2 separate regions of the Homo sapiens genome follow, and region 2 is linked to region 1. A link is an interaction called in ENCODE POLR2A ChIA-PET data of the cell type or tissue named here. Cell type or tissue: MCF 10A. All regions are shown on one strand. Each heading gives the region's core, and the rest is flanking DNA. Links, peaks and the distances in the headings are about the cores only. Region 1 holds the start of CTSE (cathepsin E). Region 2 overlaps RAB7B (RAB7B, member RAS oncogene family).

Region 1 (11,478 bases), core at 1,433-9,432:
TGTAGACTCATCTCAGATAATGCAAAAACCAAGCTATGTGCTGCTGGTCGGGGAAACAACAAGTTTAAGGAAAAACCAGGTTCTTCCTCAGCTATTTCTGCTGAGACACGAATTCATAGTAAGGAGTTAATACTTTGTGGGCCATCTTTCGCAGGGATATTTGCATTTTTTAAAGACTGAATAATAATTTTAAAAAAGAAGAACTCAAATGTATTGAGTGCTTACTAGCTAGTGGGCACTGTGCTAAGAGGGTGATGCCTCACTCCAGGGAATGACCGGACAATGGTAGGATTTCAAGCAAGGTGGCACAGGCGGAACAGAGGTATCTTCCTGGTGCTTTCAGTAGACAACTCCTATGTGACCCTAACATGAGGAACAGTCTGTGGAGGATATAAAAGAGCTGCACTTTTTTTCCCCCTTAACTTTTACATTTTAGCACCATTTTCTTTGTTTATGGACTGAGGGCAGAGGAATTAAATTTGTTTTCATCCATCCATTCACTCGCTCATTCACTCAACAAACATTTATTGAGTGCCTACTCTGAGCCAGGCATTGGACTAGGTGCTGGGGGTACAGCAATGATCAAGATGGGTGAAGCTCTGCTGTCATGAAACTTACAATACAGTGGGGAAAGACAGGCAATAAGCAAAGAAACAAAACAAGAGAATTACGGACTGTGATCATCCTATAAACCAAATGAACAAGAGCGTGTGATAGAGGCAACTAGGGAGTAGGATGGAGGCTCTTTAGATCCAGGCTGCGTGGGGAAGCCTCCTGGAGGAGGTAATGGGGTTTTTCTGCATCCCCACTGGTGCTCCTTCTTGGCCTCCTTGGCTTCCTCTTCTTCCTTCACCTACCTGCAGTCTTCAGAGCACAGTCCTGGGGCTTCTCCTTCTTCTACAAACTCTCTCTGGGTGCTCTTGGCCAGTTTCATGACTCTAACCACTTTCTATTCACTGATAATCTCCCAAATTAATATCTCCAGCCCTAACAAGCCTATGACCACCAGACCCACACATTCAAGGGTCAAGCTGATATCACCCCTGAAAAGTCTACTGGCATCTCAACTTAATATGCTCAAACAGGCCTCTCGACTCTCTGCTCCCTCCAACCTGTTCCTGCTGCCTCAATCCCTGTACTCCGTAAATTATCTACCTGACGGCGCAAATGAAAAAGCTGAGGAGTCACTATTTTTTCATTGCATTTTAAATTGTTTTTGAATAAGTAATTGTGATGGGCAGAATAATGGCCCCAAAACATGCTCATATCTAATCCCTAGAATCTGTTAATATGTGACTTTACATGGCAAAAAGGACTCTGTAAATGTAATTAAGTTAACAACCTGGAGGTGAGTTATCTTGGATTATCTGGATGGGTTGAATCTAGTCACAGGAGTCTTTAAAAGTGGGTAACCTTTCCCCTCTGTGGTCAGAGGGAGACATGAATTTGGGGGAAGAGTCAGAGACACTCTGCTGACTGTGAAGACAGAGGAAGGGGCCATGAGCCAAGGCCTGCAGGGAGACTCTAGAAGCTAGAAAAGACCAAGAAACAGTCTCCCCTCCAGCCTCCAGAAAGGAATGCAGTTCACCAATCCCTTTCTTTTAGCCCAGTGAGGCCTGTGTCAAACTTCTACGCTACAGAACTGTAAGATAATAAATTGGCACTGTTTTAAGCCACTACATTTGTGATCATTTGTTATAGCAGTAACAGAAAACTAATAAAGCAACACAGTCACACGACTCAAAATTCAGAGAGTACAAAATAGGAGACAACAAGCTTCTTTCTCACCCTGTCCTCACCCACCAACTTTTCCCCAAAAGTACCTAATGCCACCGACTTCTTGGTATATCCTTCCAGAGACATCCTATTCATATATAAGCAAATGGGGCTATGTATACTTTCACCTAGTATGTTATACAAATGATAGCATACTATACATACTGTTCCACATTTTTCGAGTCAACAATACGGTCTACATGTTTTTCTTTGGAGCTTTTTTATTGTTTTAACCTGGCACCATCACATTCCATTGCATAGACGTAATTATTTAGCCATTTCTTATTGTTGGCTATTTCCAAGCTTTTTATCACAAACAATGCCCTATGCAGAAATAACCTTGAACTTGCAGCATTTCACACAGGACTCAGACAGAGACAGATTTATCTCAGACTGAGACAAATCCAGGAGTCATCCCTGATTCTTCCTTTCCTTCATTCCCATCTAATCTGCTAGCCTGTCCAGATGGTTCTATCTCCAAAACAAACTTCAGCCCACCACTTCTTTCCTTGTCCACCATCCCCACTCTATTCTAAGCCACCACTGTCTCTTGCCTGAGCCATTGCAGTGCACACATCTGCGGTTAGGAAGACTCTGAGATTCCTATACTTGTGTCTTGCCCTTTTGAGGAAGAGCCCTCTTGAGGCCTCAGACTTTTTGTTCCTGAAATAGGATCAATGAAACTAAGCATCTAGATTTTTCTGTGAATGAATGAGTGGTGTTTCCCAAGACTTCAGTAATGGGGTTTCATTTGGAGGCTCTCCTAAAAAAGAAGCTTGTTAAACCTGAAAGGAAGATCAGACGAGTGTCTCTGTGTCTTGGAACAGACGTAAATTTAATTGCATCTTTAATATGTGTTTTTCTTCTGTGGGTTTCCAGGGCACTTAATGGGCTGGGAACAAGACAAGAGTTTTTAGGAATGGAGACAAATTCACCTTAAACAAGAACCTGAGATTAAAGGTCTGCCTTTATTCTACCTAGCCACAGCCTAAATCCTTCCCTGATGGCTCTTGAGGAAGTTCCAGGATGGAAACTGATTCAGAAAGTCTGGCAGTCCTGGTACAGGAAATAAAACATTAAAGAAAGGAGCACTGCAGAGGGAGGCCCCTGTGACTATAAATCTAAAAAAGAAAACTCATGGAGACTAACGGAGGGAAGGAATCAGATTTATGGCATATTTGCTATGGTATACTCTCTCTTCTTATAATAAAATGTTAATTATTTATTAAGCTTTTACTGTGTGTCATGCATTTTCACATATGCTTTTATTTAATTTTCTAATAACTAACAACTCCATTTGGCAGATAAGGAAACTATGTATCAAAGAGTATATTTATTTTGTAGCCTTTCAGTAGTTGAGCCCCTAATCACAGAGTAAGAAGTGAGGACAGGTGGAAGCTTCAGCAACTGTCCTGAACAATTAAAATACACATCAGTGTGAATGACCTTCAGAATGTATTTCAGTCTGTTAATATACACAATAATATGTAAACTATACATGGCAGCTGAGAGTTGTGTTTAGGATCACAGATTCTTTTGAGACAGAGTCTTGCTCTGTCGCCCAGGCCGGAGTACAGTGGCACAATCTCAGCTCAATGCAACCTCCGCCTCCCAGGTTCAAGCGACTCTCATGCCTCGGCTTCCTGAGTAGCTGGGGCTACAGGTGCAAGCCACCATGCCTGGTTAATTTTTGTATTTTTAATAGATGGAGTTTTGCCATATTGGCCAGGCTGGTTTTGAACTCCTGAACTCAAGCAATCCACCCGCCTCAGCCTCCCAAAGTGCTGGGATTGCAGGCGTGAGCCACGGTGCCCAGCCAACATTACAGATTTTGTAGAGAGACTTCCTGAGCTTCAGCATGCTTAGTTCCATGATTACCTGCTGTGTGGCCTTGGACAAATTCCTTTCCCTGTCTGGGCCTATTTCCTATTACATTTAAAGCACTTAGAGCAGTGCATGGCATAAAGTGGAATTTAGCCAGGCTACCCGTAATGAGGGCTTACTTGATGTCAAGCACTGGGCTGTGTAATATATAGAAAGCACTCATCCTGAAGATGGTCTCATGGAATCTTCAGACCATTCTGCAAGGAAATCATTCTTTCTTTTCTGTAGTGAAGGAATCTGAAGCTGTGGCACATCCCCAATGTCATGCAATCATCTGTTAAGTTGCAGAGTTGGGAATTCAGACCTTGCTTTGTCTGCTTCCAAAGCCTGGGCTCAGTAACAAGCAAAGCAGATGGTGGTGTTAGTGTGCAGTCCTGCTTTTGCGCAAGCCCGAGGCATAAGCTGCTCTTCCTGCTTACAGGTACAGACACACATACTCTCCCGCCACAAAGACACACAGGCAGTATTCAAGTGAGAAACTTTCCCAGTGCCTGCGCCCTCTGCTGACTGTGCTGTAGCAATGGCTGGTCTGAAAGGCACTTTCCTGGAGTAGAATTGCTGGTGGTTTTGGAAATGACTCCAACAAATTGAATCCTTGACATTGGGAGATACTGAAGACATTGAATCTTTCTTATTTCCAGTTGCATGAAAACAAGAGGCTTTGACAAACCAAAGTATATTAAGACACATGGAAAAAGTAAGCTTTTAGTGCCAGGTGCTCTCTTTTGGCAATAAAAAAATGGTTTGAGCACCTTAAATTTTATTTTTTCAGAATGTGTCGAAGGTGGGGAGTTGGAGAAAGGTACATGTGGGAGTTTTTGCTCCTGTCGGCAATACAATAGTCTCCCTTGCTGAGAGACTCCTTGATGGCAAAATAGAAAATGTTTGAAAAATATGCAGTGAGAAGATATCTCATCATGCAGCTCCTCACCGACACACCCCACCATGCACACACCCATTTGTTCTTACAATAAAAGAAGGCCTCCAATTTTTACCATGCAAGAAATTATTCTCTGTCCCTCTCTTCTTTTCCTCTCTCCCATTCCTCGGTGCCTTTCTCTTCCAGAAAGAAATTTTAGAATGTCAGACCTCAAAGATGACCCAATACAATGCCACAGTTAAGAACACTGACTTCAAAGGCAAACCTGGGTTTGAATCCTGGTTTCAGCACCTTATGCAAGTTACTTAAACCCTCTGTGCCTCAATTACCTCATCTGTAAAATGGGCTTAAAAACAATACCTAGCTGATAGGATTGGTGAGAGATTTGAATGAACTAATGCTTGTAAGTCCCTTAGCTCAGAGCCTAGCACAGAGCTAATGCTTCCAAAGTATTCCTTGATATTGTCACCCAATCAAGCCTCTTCATTTTATAGGCAACAAAACTAGATTCAGAGAGAAGGGATTTATCTGCGATCATATGGCCAGTTAGTGGCAGAGCCAGGACTGGAGCCAGGCATCTCATCTCATCTCATCTCACCTGGTACAGACATCTTTCTACTGTACCACACACAGCATCGTGGATTTTCCCTCATTTCCTAACTTTAAGCAAAAGAGGTTGGGCCATTTCCCAGTTGGCCAGGTTTGTGCTGAACCAGCAATGTGTTGCAAGAGTCAGGCATCCTGGAGTGCATCCTGCGGTGCCGGCTCCCCTGTGAGCAGGAGCCAGCTCATGTCTGACAGTAACAGACTCTGTTCTAGGAGCTATCGAGCCCTGATAAAACTTATCCACAGAGCACTGAGCAACTGTCCTCTTATATTGTTATTATTTTATTTTGAGACATCTGTTGCCCTCTCAGGCTGGAGGGTAGTGGAGCAATCTGGGCTCACTGCAACCTCTGCCTCCCAGGTTCAAGAGATTCTCCCGCTTCAGCCTCCTGAGTAGCTGGGATTACAGGCACGTGCCACCATGCCTGGCTAATATTTGTATTTTTAGTAGAGACAAGGTTTCACTATGTTGGCCAGGCTGGTCTTGAACTCCTGACCTCAAGTGATCAGCCCACCTCAGCCTCCCAAATGTCCTCTTATTATTAATTTACTTTCTGGAAGCTGAAGCTCCAGAAAGAAGTTCACTAGATAGTGACACCACCACCAGCTTTCAAATGTTCTGGGAACAAAGTCTCTACATCCAGCCAGCCTCCAATCCACGTTCTTGAGCGTCTCTTTCTCTCCCCCCACCCCTCTCTCTCTCTCTCCAAAGACCCTCTCCTAATGCAGAGAGACCGGATCATTGACTATACTATGTGTCACTTTCCCCCACATCATACTATTTCACCTCAAATGCTCTTCTCTCTCCCTCTGCTCAAAGGACACACACAGACAACCACACATATGCCTAAGGTCTTTTGTTCTTTGGAAAGTGTTCAAATTGTCCACAGCAATATTTGGTTCTTGCTGGAAAAGGCCAGTAATCTACAGCCAGGGTAGGTTCAGTTCCTGGTGTCTCTGGAGAGGACAGATCCCATTAGCTCTGACAAACATCCCCAGTGTTCCTGCTCTTAACCTTTGTCAAATTTTCCAAAATCCAGCTAGACCCAGGGGCTCCTTGCAGGCAGTCGAGGCTGTGTCTGCTCCACTCAGTAGTCAGGTGGCCCACAGCTGCAAGGACCAGTCAGCTTTTTCTCAAGCCTGGGCCAGGCAAACTCTCTACATTTAGTAAACAGGGGCAAGAGGGATGCAGGGAGAGGTCTAAAAGATGGAAAAGGAGGGAGGGGTTATGGTTAGCCCCCTTTCAACAGTTCAGTGATAATGATGCTATAATTCTGTAGCAGAAAGTTTGCCCGCTTAGAAGTCAGGAGGGCTGAGTCCTAATCCTAGATCAGCCACTAAATGAACCATGTGCTCTTGGGCTGATCACTTTGCCTCTCTGCCTCAGTTTTCTCATTCTGCTATACAAGTGGGTTTGTCTTGAGAGTCTGTAAGAACCCTTCCAGCACTTCTGAAACACTGAAGTTTTTAGTGACAATCTTTAGTTCACATGACATGTTACAGTTTTTCAAGAACTTCCACATGCAAGCATCATTTGGAGCTACTGTGGGTTTGGTTCCAGACTACTGCAATAAAGTGAAAATTGCAATAAAGTCAATCACACAAGTTTTTTGGTTTCAAAATGCATGCAAAAGTTGTGTTTACCCTGTACTGTAGTCTATTAAGTGTGCAATAGCATTATGTCTAAAAACATCTTAATTAAAACATGCTTTATTGCTAAAAATGTTAACAATCATCTGAGCCTTCAGGGAGTCATAACCTTTTTGCTGGCGGAGGTCTTGCCTGGACATTAATGGCTGCTGACTGATCAAGGTGGTAGTTGCTCCAGGTTTGGGGTGGCCATGACAATTTCTTTCTTTCTTTCTTTCTTTTTTTTGAGATGGAGTTTCACTCTTGTTGCCCAGGCTGGAGTGCAGTGGCAGGATCTCGGCTCTCTGCAACCTCCGCCTCCCAGGTTCAATTAATACTCCTGCCTCAGCCTCCTGAGTAGCTGGCATTACAGGCATGCACCACCACACCCAGGTGTTTTGTATTTTTAGTAGAGATGGGGTTTCTCCATGTTGGTCAGGCTGGTCTCAAACTCCCGACCTCAGGTGATCTGCCCGCCTCGGCCTCCCAAAATACTGGGATTACAGGCACGAGCCACAGCGCCCAGTTCTTAAACTAAGAAAACAATGAAGTTTGCCACATAGATTGACTCTTCCTTTCTTGAAGATTTCCCTGTAGCATATGATGCTGTTTGATAGCATTTTACTCACAGTAGAACTTCTTTCAAAACTGGAGTAATCTTCTCAAACCCTACTACTGCTATCAACCAAGTTAATGCAATATTCATAATCTTTTGTTGGCATTTCAACAGTGTTCACAGCATCTTCACCAGGAATACATTCCATCTCAAGAAACCACATCCTTTACTCATCCATAAGAAGCAACTTCTCATCCATCCAAGTTTGATCATGAGGTTGCAGCAATTCAGTCACACCTTCAGGCTCCACTTCTAGTTCTCTTGCTATTCCCACCACATCTACAGTTACTTTCTCCACTGAAGTCTTGAACCCCTTAAAGTTATCCATGAGGATTGGAATCAACTTCTTCCAAACTCCTTTTAATTTTATAGTTTGATCTCCCATGAATCATGAATAATCATAATGGCATCTAGAATGGTAAATCCTTTCCGGAAGATTTCCATTTACTTTGCCCAGATCCATCAGAATCACTATCTATGGTGGCTATAGCTTTACAAAATGCATTTCTTAAATAATGAGACTTGAAAGTCAAAATTATTCCTTGATCCAGGGGCTGCAGAATGAATATTGGGTTAGCAGGCATAAAAACATTTATCTCCTTATAAATCTCCATCAGAGCTCTTTGGCAATGAGTTGCATTGTCAATGAGCAGTAAAATTTTGAAAAGAATTTTTTTTTTTCTGAGCAGTAGGTCTCAACAGCAAGCTTAAAATATCCAGTAAACCATGCTGTAAACCAATGTACTGTCATCCAGGGCTATGTTGTTCCACTGATACAGCACAAACAAACTCTATTTAGCATAGTTTTTTAGGGCCCTAGGATTTTCAGAATGGGCAAATGAGCATTGGCTTCAACTTAAAGTCACCAGCTGCATTATCCCCTAACAAAAGATTCAGCCTGTTCTTTGAAGATTTGAATCCAGGCATTGACTTCTCTCTAGTATGAAAGTCCTAGATGGTATCTTCTTCCAGTATGAGGCTATTTTGTCTATACTAAAAATCTGTTGTTCATTGTAGCCACCTTCATCAATGATCTTAGCTAGATCTTCTGGATAACTTGCTGCAGCTTCTGCTTTGGGACTTTCTGCTTCACCTTGCAGAAATCTCCATAGGCTTCACGTTTTCTTCTGCAGCTTCCTCACCTCTCTCTGCCTTCATAGAACTGAAGAGTGTTAGGGCCTTGCTCTGGATTTGGCTTTGACTTAAGGGAGTGTTGTCACTGCTTTGATCTTCTATCCAGACCAATAACACTTTCTCCATATCAGCAAGAAAACTATTTTGCTTTCTTATCATTTGTGTGTTCCCTGTAATATCACCTTCAATTTCCCTTAAGAACTTTTTCTTTGCATTCATGACTTGGGTAACTGTTTGGTGTAAGAGGTCTAGCTTTCAGCCCTTCTTGGCTTTCAACATGGCTTCCTCACTAGGCTTAATAATTTCTAGCTTTGAATTTAAAATGAGGAACATGCAAATCTTCCTCTCACTTAAACACTTAGAGGTCACTGTAGAATTATTAATTGGCCTAATTTCAATATTGTTGTGTCTCAGGCAACAGGAAGGCCCGAGGGGGAGAGAAAGAGAGGGAGAGAGAGAGATGGGGGAATGACCAGTTAGTAGAGCAATGGAGCAATCAGAACACACAATTACACTTATTAAATTCTCTGTCTTACACGGGTGCAGTTTGTGGTACCCCAAAACAATTACAACAGTAACATCAAAGATCACTGAGTACAGATCACCAAAACAGATAAAATAATCATGAAAAACTTTGAAATATTGCAAGAATTACCAAAATGTGGCACAGAGACACAAAATGAACACACAGTATTGGAAAAATGGTGCTGATAGACTTGCTTGACACAGGTTTGCCACAAACCTTCAATTAAAAAAAAAAAGCAGTATCTGCAAAGTGCAGTAAAGCAGAGTGCAGTACAACAAGTATATCTGTACCTTATTTTGTTTGTTTAATCCTCCTTAAAAACCCATTGATGTAGGTAAGGTATTTGGCAGATGACAAAACTAAGGTATGTGGTGAATAAGCAGTTACGGGCAAAACATGGCAGAGTTTACTGCCAAAATGAATGATCTCCACTTCTAGCCACTTCTGACTCAAGCTGCCCTTCTAGGTTTAGACCACTCTCCCCAGTGAAAGATCAACAAGACGGGCTCCTGGGAAATGCCAAAGAGGCTTTGTTGCCTTGGGTTCAGGGGTCAAAGGTCTAGGCTGTTCCTTAAGTCTTTTTGATGTCTTTTTTTAACATTTTTGGACCCAAGGGTGGGTTTGGCTTAGCTCCATACTCCACGTTTGCTTGCCATTTGAACTTCAGAGATGAAAGGCAGATCCCATAGCACTTAAGAGATTTTCCAGAACACTAGCTGGTCAGGGCAGAGCTAAACCTAAACGCAGGCCATCTACTTCCTACTGCTGAGCTAGTGCCCTCTGGAAGCATTGGCATATGGTGGTGGCCTCTGCTGCCCTGGCTAACTTGAGTCAGGGTCAGGGTCTTCCTACCTGTAACCCCTTCATCCCCACCCCAGGCACTGAAGCCCCACCATCTGTTTATGAGGCGGGTGGCCACAGAGATAGGCTGATGGTGAGGGGGTTTCACACACTGCGGTAACTAAGGCCTGAGCCCCACCCACTCTCCACCCCTGCGCTTAGTCCCACTTGACAGATAGAAGATCCTATTGTCCCTGAGCACTGTTAAGGGCTGAACTTTGTCCTCCAAAATCCATGTTGATGTCCTAACACCTAGTACCTCAGAACGTGACTGTATTTGGAGATAGGGTCTTTAAAGAGGTATTAAGGGTAAACGCAGTCATTAGGGTGGGCCCTACTCCAATATGACTAGCGTCCTTATAAGAAGAGGAAATGTGGATGTGGACACAGCCACACGCTGAGGGAAGACCCATGTGAAGACACAGAGAGAAGGCAGCCATCTGCAAGCCAAGGAGAGAGGCCTCCGAAGCAACCAAGTCTGCCAACACCTTGATCTTGGACTTCCAGCCTCCAGAATAGTGAGAAAATAAATTTCTGTTGTTTAAGCCCCCTGTACTTTGTCATGGCCGCTTTAGTAGACTCATGCGGGCACTTGCTGTAGACGCTGACCCCCTTGACCCTCCCTCGCTGCCCCTGCATTCTCCTCCACACACCCCTGAGCCCCAGCCCCAGATTCATCAAGTCCTTAGAGTCAGGAGAGTGGGCTCCATAAATCTGCAGCTACATTTTCCCATTTCAGGGCCTTTGAGGAGTGCTGGTTTGTGCTTCAAAGTGGGCCAGGGAAGGATAAACTGCCTTTGGAGCATTTGAGAGATTGAGGAGAGAACAGGAATCACCCAGAAAACAGACTGACGAATATTTTGAGTTAGAATCCTGCCACCCATGACAAGTCAGCTCCCACCCCTCCAGAGTCTCCAGCTAGAGCACTTGCAGTAAGAGTTCAGTGGGCCTTTCCAGGCAGCCAGGCATGTGCTGCCCTCCGGATTCATTAACAGGGTTTCTTGGGGTCAGAGGAGGTGCCAAAGCCCTGAGAGAAGCCAAGCCCCAGAGGACTCCCAAGTTCTCCCCGCAGACTCATATTCCTCTTGTAGGTGGGAAAGGGACGGAGAGGTGCAGGGGGAACGCCCTGTTCCACATGCCGTATTTACTCTGGGCATGGCTAATGACTCCAGGGCCTTATCATTCGGCCCTCAGACTGGGCTGGGCAGGTCTGAGAGTTAGGGAAAGTCCGTTCCCACTGCCCTCGGGGAGAGAAGAAAGGAGGGGGCAAGGGAGAAGCTGCTGGTCGGACTCACAATGAAAACGCTCCTTCTTTTGCTGCTGGTGCTCCTGGAGCTGGGAGAGGCCCAAGGATCCCTTCACAGGTGAGAAGACGTCCCCGCACTGTGTTCAGCTGGGTAGTCCCATGCCCTGCAACTCAGGGCTGCTCTGGGGTAGGAAAGCTGATGGGGAGGTGAAGAGGAGGAGAAGCTGAGGGCTTGCGTCAATGCATGGAAGAGACTCATCCAGTGACCGCCTGTGTATGGCCTTAATCTCCAGTCCTCAACAAGTCATCCTCCTGCCTCCACCTCCACGGAGGTGCCTTCC
Region 2 (11,478 bases), core at 1,548-9,547, 51 kb after region 1:
AGCACAGTGCAGCGACTGCCAAATGCTTAGTCACCAGGAAGTGTCCATCAGCCCACAGCCCGTGTCTGTGCATGCTTAGCACCTGTCCTATCTGGGGAAGGAGTATCCTTTATTCTTCAAATGGTGTCCTTCCTACTATATTGTGGTTAAATCAGGTCCTTCTGACTGTGTCGCTGTTATGACATGGTGCTGTTAGTAGACAGTGGCTTGTCTGCTTGCATTTTTTTTATAACACCCTTTCTTGGCAAAAGAATAAATGGGTAGCAATCCATGTCGGTCCCCCATGTTTATGGGGCATGTGCACTGATCAGAAGTCTGGAGGTCACAGGTGTGGTACCTGTGATCAGACTGGCCTGGATTTGAATCCTCCCCTGGTTCTCTCAAGTGGACCCCTTGGCAAGACATATGACTATTCTGAGCTTCCATTTCCTCTCTATAAAATGAAAATAATTTGAGTCCATAAATATCCATTGAGTTGTCAGGCTAGAGCTGGAGACACAGCCCTCAGAGCACTTGAGGTCAGTAGAGTGAGACATCCATAAGTGACTGTCCCGGAGTGACATGAGTGCTGTGGGGGGTGTGATTAAGATGACAAGGTGACTCCCAGACAGCTGGTAGTGAGGATGAGTGAGGATGCCTGCTGGGAGAAGTGACATGTCAGAAAGTTTGGAAGGTAATTCACAGTTTGCAGGTGGAGATGGTAGGCCATGGTGGGTGTAAGCCGGAGGGGAAGAAGGGCAGAGAGAAGGCCAAGGCCAGAGACCCAGGCATGAGTTCCTGGGGCTTATAGGAGACACCTACTGTAGGTCATGTTGGCAAGAAGACACCTGGCGTGGAGGAATGTCAGAGCACGGGGACATAGTTAGTGATGAAGCCAGCAAGGCCACCAAGGCCTCGTGAACCCCGACTAGGAGTGCAGATGCCATACCACAGGCCCACGCCTTCCAGATGGTGCTGCTAGGCTGCCCGAGGTGCTCAGGAGCTCACCCAGGACCTTGAAACCCAACAGGGCACAACTTTCTGCAGTGTCTTTGTTACTTAGAAATTTGCAGGAGAAACGTTCACATAAAAACAAACACACTTAACTAGGGCATAGAATGTAAAATTCACATCAATTCTTAAGATGAAACAGAAGTTTACAAATACAGATTTTGAGGTCAAAGAAAAGTTTTCAGAGGCATTTCCTATAAGGAACTTGCCTTCCTTCCCAGGGAGATTGTGGGCTCATTTGCTCCAGCCCAGGGTGTTTTGAGAGGAGAATGTGGGAGGCGCTTCTATAATAAGGAGTGAGCCCCCAGCTGGGGTGGAAAGAGCTGGGCCTCTGAAGTCGGAACGATCTGGCTTTATACTCAGCTCTACCTCTCATTGTGTGTCCCTGAGCAAGTCATGAAGCCTCTCTAAGCCACCACTTCCCTAACTTTAAAGTACAGATAATAATATCTTCCCTATGAGGTTACTGTGAGGGTTAAATAAAATGCTATTGTAGTGCAGAGAGGGCATTACATGCTGTTTTAAAATGGAGCTGCATCATAGGGTTTTCAGCAAGGGAGCTTCGTGCTGCCGAGAGGATGAGCGCCATGGGTGATGATGAAGAGGCTACTGCAATAGTCCAGGTGTGAGAGGATAGAGCTGGCAAGGTGAGGGTGAATTAAAGAGACTTTGGAGGTAGAAACATCAGGAGCTGATGATGATCAAATGCAGGGAGAAAGGAACAGGAGCAGTTTAGGCTGATGACCAGGTTTCTAGCTTGGCAAATGAAGGGACAATGGATTAGTGATTCCATGAGCCAAGCAATACGGGGAACAAAGGAGAAAGCAGGAGCTTCATGAGAGAAAGGGATAATGACGTCCATGTGAGCACATTGCATTCAAGGATCCTCGAGACACCAGGTGGAAACGTCTGAGTTCTGCAAGTGAGCCTTGTAGTAAAGAGAGCAATATGTGAGGCACCTGCTGAGAGCAGAGTAGGTGTTCAGTTAACATACTGAAAGAGACCGGAGTAGGTGTTAACATTGTGAAAGAAACCAGAGTAGGTGTTCAGCTAACATTCTGAAAGAAACCAGAGTAGGTGTTCGGTTAACATTGTGAAGGAAATCACAGTAGGTTTTCAATTAACATTGTGAAAGAAATCAGAGTAGGTGTTCAGTTAATATTCTGAAAGAGACCACAGTAGGAGTTCAGTTAACATTGTGAAAGAAACCAGAGTAGGTGTTCAGTTAACATTCTGAAGGAGACCACAGTAGGTGTTCAGCTAACATTCTGAAAGAAACCAGAGTAGGTGTTCAGTTAACATTGTGAAGGAAATCACAGTAGGTGTTCAGTTAACATTGTGAAAGAAACCAGAGTAGGTGTTCAGTTAATATTCTGAAAGAGACCACAGTAGGTGTTCAGTTAACATTGTGAAAGAAACCAGAGTAGGTGTTCAGTTAACATTCTGAAAGAGACCACAGTAGGAGTTCAGTTAACATTGTGAAAGAAACCAGAGTAGGTGTTCAGTTAACATTGTGAAAGAAATCACAGTAGGTGTTCAGTTAACATTGTGAAAGAAATCAGAGTAGGTGTTCAGTTAATTATCTGAAAGAGACCAGAGTAGGTGTTCAGTTAACATTCTGAAAGAGAACAGAGTAGGTGTTCAGTTAACATTCTGAAAGGAAAGGTAGATTACTTTAGTAACCAATTTAGCCACATTCAAGGATTAGGTATTTAGTTGTTCCAAAATATGACGAAGGATGCCCTAATAATTAAAGAAGAGATATCCACCAGCTTTGGAAGATATGGGGTGGTGAGGTTTTGCTCCAGAAAGTTAGCAATGCTGGCTGGGCATGGTGGCTCACACCTGTAATCCCAGCATTTTGGGATTACATCCGGCAAGGCAGATGGATTGTTTGAGCCCATGAGTTCCAGACCAGCCTGGGTGAAACCCCATCTCTACTAAAAATATAAAAAACTAGGTGGGCATGGTGGCACATGCCTGTAGTCCCAGCTACTTGGGAGGCTAAGGTGGGAGGATCACCTGAGCCCAGGAAGTCAGGCCATGGTGAGCCATGATTGTGCCACTGCACTCCAGCCTGGGCCACAGGAGTGAGACCCTGTCAAAGAAAGGAAGAAAGGGGAAGGGGAAGCGGAGGAGGTGAAGGGGAAGGGGGAGGGGAAGGGGAGGAAAGGGGAGGGAAAGGGGGAGGGGAAGGGGAGGGAGGGGGAGGGGAAGGAAAAATTAGCAATACCATCCCTGCTGGGGCTTTTCAGGCCCAGCTCCAGTAGCATGAGATATTGCCTAGAGGCCCAGTTCTTTTGGGGTTAATTGGAAAAAGACAGAATCACCACATCCAGTGGAGGGAAGTGGGCTGGCTGGCAGCTGCTCAGTGAATCACAGCAGCTTTACATGGTCCTCAGGATGCAGGACTTAAGGCAAGGCCACTGAGGTGGCCAGACTGGGGGAACAGAGACAGACTCCCACAGTCACACCCCCACTGAAATGCTGCAAGCATTGGAATAGTGTTGTATTACTTGTACAGTTAGATTCACAAGTTGTCAAGAGGCCTGGGGCCTGGAGAACAGAATGACATAGAAACCTAATTATGGCCTGGAGGTTTTGCAGGAAATCTGAGGAACAAGATGCTGCCATTGTCAAGTGAAAATGATGTCATTAACGGAAAGAGCTCAGCGATGACTTGCACCCGGGGAGGGTGCAGATGTCATTAGGGCAACACTAGCATGAAAACCTCAGGCTTTGCCCATGCAACAAATGAGGACATTTCTCACACCTACCCCAGATGGTGCTCACTCTGCTAGTCCCAAGATCCTACCAGGGTGGGGGGTGAGAGATGGGGGATCCCCAAGAAACCAACTCCGTGACGAAGGGCTGGACCCAGGTTCAGCACCACAAGCTCTGTGCCATCGGGGTACATTACTGCTCAGTCTGGGGGTGGCAGTGAGTGATGGGGTGTCAGAGGATCTTCTTATGTATTTGGGGGCACCACCATCATCAAGGTGCAGGAGGCAAGGCTGGACACCACCTCCTGAGGTCTAGGGTCATGAGCATTAAGGATTTGGTGGATATTCACCAGCTGGGTGTCTGGCCTGAGCCTGGGAACTGCCGGGGAGATAAAATCAGAGACAAGGAGGCAGCACCCCTGTCCCTGGAAGTTGCCCCCTGAGAAGGACACTTGAGATGGACTGCCAGGGACAATTTTGCGTGATACACAGGATGCTCTGCCCCTGCTCAGGTCCATGCCAATGTAGCACAAACCCCTTCCACGTAGAGTGAATGCTCATCACTCACCCCGAGGCCCACAGTACTGGCTGTGGGAGGAACATGAACGCGATTGAGCTCTGTGACTAGCAGAGGCCATAGCAGCGTGAAGAGATGGGATCCCTTGAAGAAGAAAGTCTTCAGCCTGAGGAACCCATCTGCTTAAAGAAGGGCCCCCTCCTCCATACCACCCCAACCCCTGAACTGGGGAGGGGGGGCAGGCTCTTGGTGAGAAGTGGAGCCAGCTGGAAAGGCAGAAGCTTGGCAGACCGAGAAGGGGCTTCCTCTGGACCCTTGTTGGGACAAGAGAGACTGGAGAAGCAAAAGGGCCCGGGAGAAACATTGAGTCCATTTTAGGGAGGGCTGCCTGGATGTGGCCAGGACAGAGGACCGACTGGGCTTTTCTAGGCATGAGTAGGGGAGGCTGAGAGGTGGACAGGATGAAAAGGAGGTTGGGGGTATTGGGATATTTGCAGGAAGAGGTCTCCAGGAGAAATGAGGAGTGGCCGTCACCTCTCTGCCTAAGCCCAAATGACACCTCAGCTGTCCCCTCTGGAGAATGGAAAGTTATAGGACATGGCTGGAGGTCAGGAGACTTGGGCCGCTAATTCAGACACTGACCTGCTCTGGGCTCCTGGGAAGAGGCTGGAGGGGAGACACAGGGAAGAAGGAGGGTGGGGAACACCAGTGGCTTCCCTGTCTGGGCCTCAGTTTCCCAGAAGTATAATGGGGAGGAAACAAGAGCCCAGGCTCTGAGGCCCACTAAGAAATGAAGGGCGGGCGGTGCACTCTGTATCTCAGGACATGAATGCCGGCCTCTCTTTCCTTCCCCAGTACCAGAGCATCTTAGAAAATCACCTCACAGAATCCATCAAGCTCTCGCCAGACCAGTCAAGGAGCAGATGCTGCTGACCTCCAGACGCCTGCTCTGGAAGCCCAGAAACAGAGCCTGCCCCGAGCCTGGTCACCCCAGGCTTGAGAACAGGTGACCATCCCCCTCCAGCCCCACTGCCTGCCCAAGCACAGTGCAGGGGGCCTAAGCTCTGCGGCAGAGCCCTTGACCCTGGTGCTGGGCCCAGAGTCAGAGGGCAGCCCCTGGCTCAGGCTGAGTATAGTGAGAGCGTCTGGATGAAGCCCGGAATGTCAGAGCCAAACCCTGGTCCTGCAGAAGTCACCGTTTCCGCAGTGGCTCCAGCTTTCCCCACCCATCCACCCCTCAAACACTCCCGCTCCAGAACACACATCTCCGCAGACCGGCCACTGATTGGAGTCTGGTTACATCCTCCTGTGGACAGACCTTCCTCACCCGCTCCCACCTCACACCCCTCAGCCACAAGCAAAGCTTTGGACAATGGCACAGCTCAGCCTCCTTCAACGAGCAGACTAAGGAGTAAAGGTCTGGACCCCACATGCTGGGCCCGCCTCAGCTCCTGGCAGAAGCTGTCGTGCCTGAGACCCCCTCTGCTCCCTCCAGGGTAGAAGACTGAGGGAGCACAGGAGAAGCCACAAGGGACCATGGCTCATTCCTCCTTGCTGGGTGCTCAGGCAACTCACATAAATCTCTGAGTCTCAATTTGTTTATCTGTCCTGTGGGGGTGAGATGTGCCTTGCCCCCTGTATCACAGTGTGGTTTTGAGGACCAGAAGCTGTGCTTAAATCCAGTAGCTGTTGTCAATATGCATTTATTTACTTCTTTGACAAGTTTATTTTTGCGTATCTACTATGTACGATGCATTGAAGTCCAGTGACAAACAAAACACAGGGACTCTGCCCTCCTGGAGCCGACATCTGGTGAGGGAGAGACGCAGACTCTAGACAGATATTTCCAAATAGCAGGTAAGTGCTATAAACAAAGGGAAACAGGGTAATGGGATAGAGTGACAGGGGGTGGGATGAGTTGCTATTTTAGATGAAGTGGTCCAGGAGGGCTTCCCTGAGGAGGTGGCATTTGGTCTGAGGGCTAGAGAATGAGAAAGCAGCTGTCACCTGAGAGCTGGAGAAAGAACATTCCAGGGAGAGGGAGCATCAAGACCCAAAGCCCTGAGGCAAAAACAAGCTTGCCATGTTCCAGGAACAGTGAAAGGACATCCATTGACCTAATACTCAAAGCTGCTGTCCCAAAGACAAAGCAAAGGGGACCCAGCTCCCTTGGGTGGCTCCTAGATGCTCTGCTGCCTGACCACCAGAGGGCAGCAGTGCTCCTTCTCTTCCAGGCTGAGCAGAAAGTGGATGCTCATGAAGGTTTTAGGAGCTGGGGTTTTGTCCTTCAGATGCTCAAAGCTTGTTCATGGGCTTGGAGGCATGTTTAGCCCTTTGGGATTTGTAAGGCAGAGAATTCCAATTTCTTAAGCCTAGTAAGAAATGAGCAAAAACTTCAATATATATGACTCAGGCAAGAAATCAGCATCTGTGGCAAATACTAGAATGAAATGCAAGAAAGCTCACTGCAAGGAGTCTCCCTCCCTGCAGATTCCAAGGCTGGAATCTTTTTCTTCTGGCTCCAGGCAGCACAGACAGGGCCTAGCCTGGAGAGGGTGGACAAGATGTCCTCTCAGGGTCTTCAATGGCCAAGTCCATGCCCACTGCAGAATCTTTCTGTCTACCCGTAAGTATCCTTTCCTGAGTTCCAGGCAAAGCTGGGGATGTTAGCCTATGACTGTCATCTGACTTGGAAGGTACACCTAGGGGCCGGGGGGAGGTCAGCAGGGGAGTTTGGGAGCCACTTCTCCCCCCACGTGGCACTGGAGTGTGAACTGGCTCATTCTGGACACCAGCATGGAGCCAGCACGGGAACAGGGGGGCAGCCTAGAGCACAAGCTCTATCTGTGTCCTTCAGAGCTCCTGGGAAACATGATGCGCCCTCATGGGAATGGCATTTTGCATATCACACAGGCTGTCCTGGGAGTCAGGCAGACTGGATTGTCACGTGCGGTGTGCATGCAGCAGCTTGTGCACTGCAGTGGACCTGTGGACCATTTCTAAAGGTGCACAACAAATAATAAATGTGTCCTTCTTTGTTTTTATCTTTTGTGCGACTTAGATTTTATATTTTTAAAAATACATCTACGTGGTTCGATATGAAAAAGATACTAAAGGGCAGACAACTAAAAGTGAACTGAGACTGGCTACATAATTTACAGAACCCGGTGCAAAATGGAGATCCGGGTCTCTTGTTCAGACATTATTGAGTTTCAAGACAGCAACAACAGAGCCTACGATCAAGGATGGGCCCCACTGAGGGCAGGTCACTCATTCATGGAATCAATCCTTAGCAAACAATGAGTCTCAGACACACTGAAGCTAGAATGGAAAAGATTCTGAGTCTGCAAGAGGCAGAGCCACGCTCAGATTCAATAGGAGTTCCAAACCACACATTTTGCACCTTCTTCAGACTCAGGAGCCAGGACAGAATGTTCCAAATGCAGGGTGGGGATTGCAGGGGCTGAGAACCTGCAGCCTCTGTTCTGTCACAACCAGGGGACATCTCAACCCATCCCCCAGGCAGAGGAAACTGAGCCAACAATCAGGGCCACATAGAGGTCCTCCCTACGCACCACCCCCCATCCCACTCCCACCCTGCTCCCAAGTCTGGGACTGGCCCTCAGTGTCCACCCCAGCAGGTATAGGAATTGGCAGAGGGAGGCAGCATCTGGAGGCTGTGACTTCAGGCCGGGACAAGTGGCACCCACTGGAGCCTGGTTGGGGGTGTACAGGCAGCGCTTCTGGGGTCCTTCATCACCATCCCTGTAAAGAAGAGGGTCAGGATGAATAAGAGCACCCCATGCCCTGCACAGCCCCACTGCGAGGCACAGCTCCAGGCTGCCACTGAGCAACAGATAATCCAGGCCAGGGCTCTGGGTGGCACACGCCCTTGGGGCTTGGGAAAAAACAAAACCAAATCTTATCACCAAATAAACCTGGGCTGGGCCTGGGTGGGTGCCAAACCGCCCACGGGGATTTTGGGAAATGCTGACTGTTCCTGCCATTTGCTCCCACTCAGCAGAAGTCCCCAACCCTCACTGAGTGTTTGGTGGCCTGTCCTGTCCACCAGCCACAGGCAATGCCTCAAGCAGGTCCCTGCAAGGTCAGGCACCAGGCAGCACCCATGGCGTGGGAGTCCTGGGACCGCACAGTCCAATGGGGTCCACAAAACAGTCACGCCGGCAGTGACACCGGACTGGCTGAGAGGTGTGTGGCAGCCTAGCCGTGACAGTGGGCTGTGCGCACTCCGGGAGGCTCCCTAGGTGCGATGGGGATGGGCCAGGCTAGGCAGGAAGTTGAACTCCTGCAGAGGGTCAATGGCCCGTACCAAGATTGTGTACGTGTCTGAGGGTGGTGTGTGTTGTGTGTGGAGGGTGGGTGGTATGTGGTATGTGTGTGTCTTTGATGTGTCTGTGTGTGTGTGTGGTATGTGTATGGTGTGTGGTATGTGTGATGTATATGTTCTGTGTGTACAGTATGCTGTGCGTTTGCGGTGTGTGTGGTATGTGTGTATGATGTGTGTTTGTATGTGGTGTGTATTGGTGGGGTCTGTGAATGAGGGTGTGGGTGGGTGGGTGTAGGTGGCATGTGTGATGTGTGTGGTGTGATGTGTGTGGTGTGTATGTGGTGTGTGGGTATGTGCATGTGTGGTGTGTGTGGTGTGATGTGCATATGTATGTGGTGTGCATGTGTATGATGTGTGGTGTGTATGTATGTGTGCATGTGTGCTGTATGTACTGTGATGTGTATGTAAGTGGTGTGTAAGGTGTGTGTGTGCATGTGTGTAGTATGTGGCGTGTGCATGTGTGGTGTGTGTGGTATGTTTGTGGTGTGAGTGCTGTGTGTGGTATGTGTGATGTAATGTGTGTGTACGTTTCTGTTGTGTGTGAAGGGTGTGGGGGTAGTATGTGTGGTGTAATGTGTGTGTATGTGGTGTGTGGTGTGAGGTGTATGTATGTATGTGTGCACGTGTGTGTGGTATGTGGTGTGTGTATGTGTAGTGTGTTGTGTGTGTATAGTATGTGTGGTGTAATGTGTGTGTATGTGGTGTGCAGTGTGGTATGTGGTATGTCCATATGTGGTGTGGTGTGTAGGGGTGTGTGGGGTGTGTGTGTGGTATGTGTGGTGTAGTGTGTGTGTATGTGGTGTGTGCATGTGGAGTGTGTTGTGTGTGTGGTGTGGTGTGTGTATGTATGAGGTGTGGAGTGTCTGTGTATGTGCGTGTGTGTGCATGTGTGTGGTATGTGGTGTGTGCATATGATGTGTGTGTATGTGTGGTGTGTGTGGTGTATGTATGATGTGTGGTGTGCATGATGTCTGTGTTGTGTGTGAATGGTATGTTTGTGGTGTGTGGTGTTCGTCGTGTGGTGTGGGTGGGGTCTGTGTGTGTGAGTGTGGGTGGGTGTGGGTGGGTGTGCTGTGTTTGCATGTGTGGTGTGTGGTGTGTGTGTGGAGGGGTGTGTATGTGGTGTGTGGATACATGCATGTGTGGTGTGATGTGCCCATGTATGTGGTGTGCATGTGCATATGTGGTGTGGTGTATGTACGTTTGCATGTGTGGTGTAGTGTGATGTGTGTATGTATGTGATGTATGTGGTGTGGTGTGTGCCTGTGCGTAGTATGTGGTGTGTGTGATGTGTGTGTGGTATGTGTGGTGTAATGTGTGTGTGGTGTGGGGGATGTGTATGGAGGGTGTGTGGGTGTGTGGTGTAATGTGTGTGTGGTATGTGTGGTGTAATGTGTGTGTATGTGGTGTGTGGGGTGTATGTGTGCACATATGTGTGCGGTATATGGTGTGTGCATGTGTAGTGTGTATGGTGTAATATGTGTGTATGTGGTGTGTGTGTTTGTGCGTATATGTGTGCATATGTGTGTGGTGCGTAGTGTGGTGTGTGGGGTGTGTGTGGTATTTGTGTTGTAATGTGTGTGTGTGGTGTAGGGTGTGGTATGTTGTGTGTGCACGTGTGGTATGTTGTGTGGTGTGCAGTGTGAGGGGTGTGTGTGTATGAGAGGTGTAATTGTGTGTGTGGTGTGCGGTGTGGTATGTGGTGTGTGCATGTGTGGTGTGTGTGTGATGTAGTGTGTGTGTATGTGGTGTGAAGGGTGTATGCATGGTGTGAATGTTTGTGGTGTGTGGTGTGGTATGTAGTGTGTGTGTGTGGTGTAGTGTGTATGTGTGTATGTAGTGTGCAGTGTGAGGGGTTTGTGTGTATGTGTGGTATGATGTGTGTGTGGTGTGCGGTGCAGTATGTGGTGTGTGCAGGTGTGTGTATGTGTGTGGTGTAGTGTGTGTGGTGTGCAGTGAGGAGTGTGTATGTGTATGTGGTGTGTGATGTGGCGTGTACATGTGTGGTGTGTGTGGTGTAGTGTGTGTGTTTGTGGTGTGCAGTGTGAGGGGTGTGTGTATGCATGGTGTGATGTGTGTGTGTGGTGTGGTATGTGGTGTGTGCATGTGTGTTATGTGTGTGTGTATGTGTGGTGTGTGGTGTGGAATGTGGTGTGTGCATGTGTGGTGTGTGTGTTTTGTGTGTGTGGTGTGCGGTGTGAAATGTGGTGTGTGCATTTGTGGTGTTTGTGTGGAGTAGTGTGTGTGTGGTGTGCGGTGTGAAGGGTGTGTGTGTGTGCATGGTGTGCTGTGTGTGTGGTGTGCAGTGTGGTATGTGGGGTATGCATATGGTGTGTGTGTGTGGTGTGCGGTGTGGAATGTGGTGTGTGCATGTGTGGTGTAGTGTGTGTGTATGTGGTGTGTGGTGTGATGGGTGTGTGTATGCATGTTGTGTGTGTGTGATGTGCGGTGTGGTATATGGTGTGTGTATGTGTGTGGGGGTGTATGTGTGGGGAGTAGTGTAGTGTGTGTGTGTATGCGGTGTGCGGTGTGATGGGTGTGTGTGTATGCATGGTGTGATGTGTGTGTGTGGTGTGCGGTGTGGTATGCGGTGTGTGCATGTGGTGTGTGTGTGGTGTGTGTTGTGTGTGTGTGTGTGATGGGGTGGGGAGTGGGCTGAGAAGGCAGGAAGGCAGAGTGCCTGCTGGAGTACGGACACCATGGCTGAGGGGTAAGGTGGGGGCAGCACCGCAGCAGATGAAGGGATGGGTCTGGACAGCACCACTGCCCTGAGCCTTACTTGTATCAGAGTCTCAGAGGAGCCCAGGGACGGGGTCATTTGCCTCATTTTAGATGAGAGGACTGAGGCTTCCTCTCCCTCCCGGTCAAATCCAACCAAGTCCTGCCAACACCACCCTCAT

The links. ChIA-PET counts read pairs that join two places held together with the same protein. Peaks named below come from ENCODE experiments on the same cell type or tissue, not always from the same donor. Only the 100,000 strongest peaks of a DNase experiment are listed, where the experiment ranks them.
Region 2: POLR2A ChIA-PET joins it to region 1 with 13 read pairs; 2 of 35 experiments call an interaction of 5 or more read pairs at or near these places.

The regions. Positions count from the first base shown.
Region 1 is chr1:206,023,501-206,034,978 of GRCh38, reverse strand. CTSE (cathepsin E) reads left to right here and starts at 11,084. Exons shown (of 9, transcript NM_001910.4): 1 at 11,084-11,255. The coding sequence starts at 11,188. In MCF 10A, for the core only: a CTCF peak has its summit at 4,161 (motif pointing left); DNase peaks (open chromatin) are centred at 4,118 and 5,248.
Region 2 is chr1:205,972,536-205,984,013 of GRCh38, reverse strand. It overlaps RAB7B (RAB7B, member RAS oncogene family), which reads left to right. Exons shown (of 6, transcript NM_001164522.3): 6 at 5,086-7,274. The coding sequence ends at 5,163. SLC26A9-AS1 (SLC26A9 and RAB7B antisense RNA 1) reads right to left here. Exons shown (of 4, transcript NR_110984.1): 4 at 5,919-7,995. Among named protein-coding and RNA genes, the nearest start is that of RAB7B, 25 kb to the left of the region's middle. In MCF 10A, for the core only: a CTCF peak has its summit at 6,426 (motif pointing right); DNase peaks (open chromatin) are centred at 6,443 and 7,113.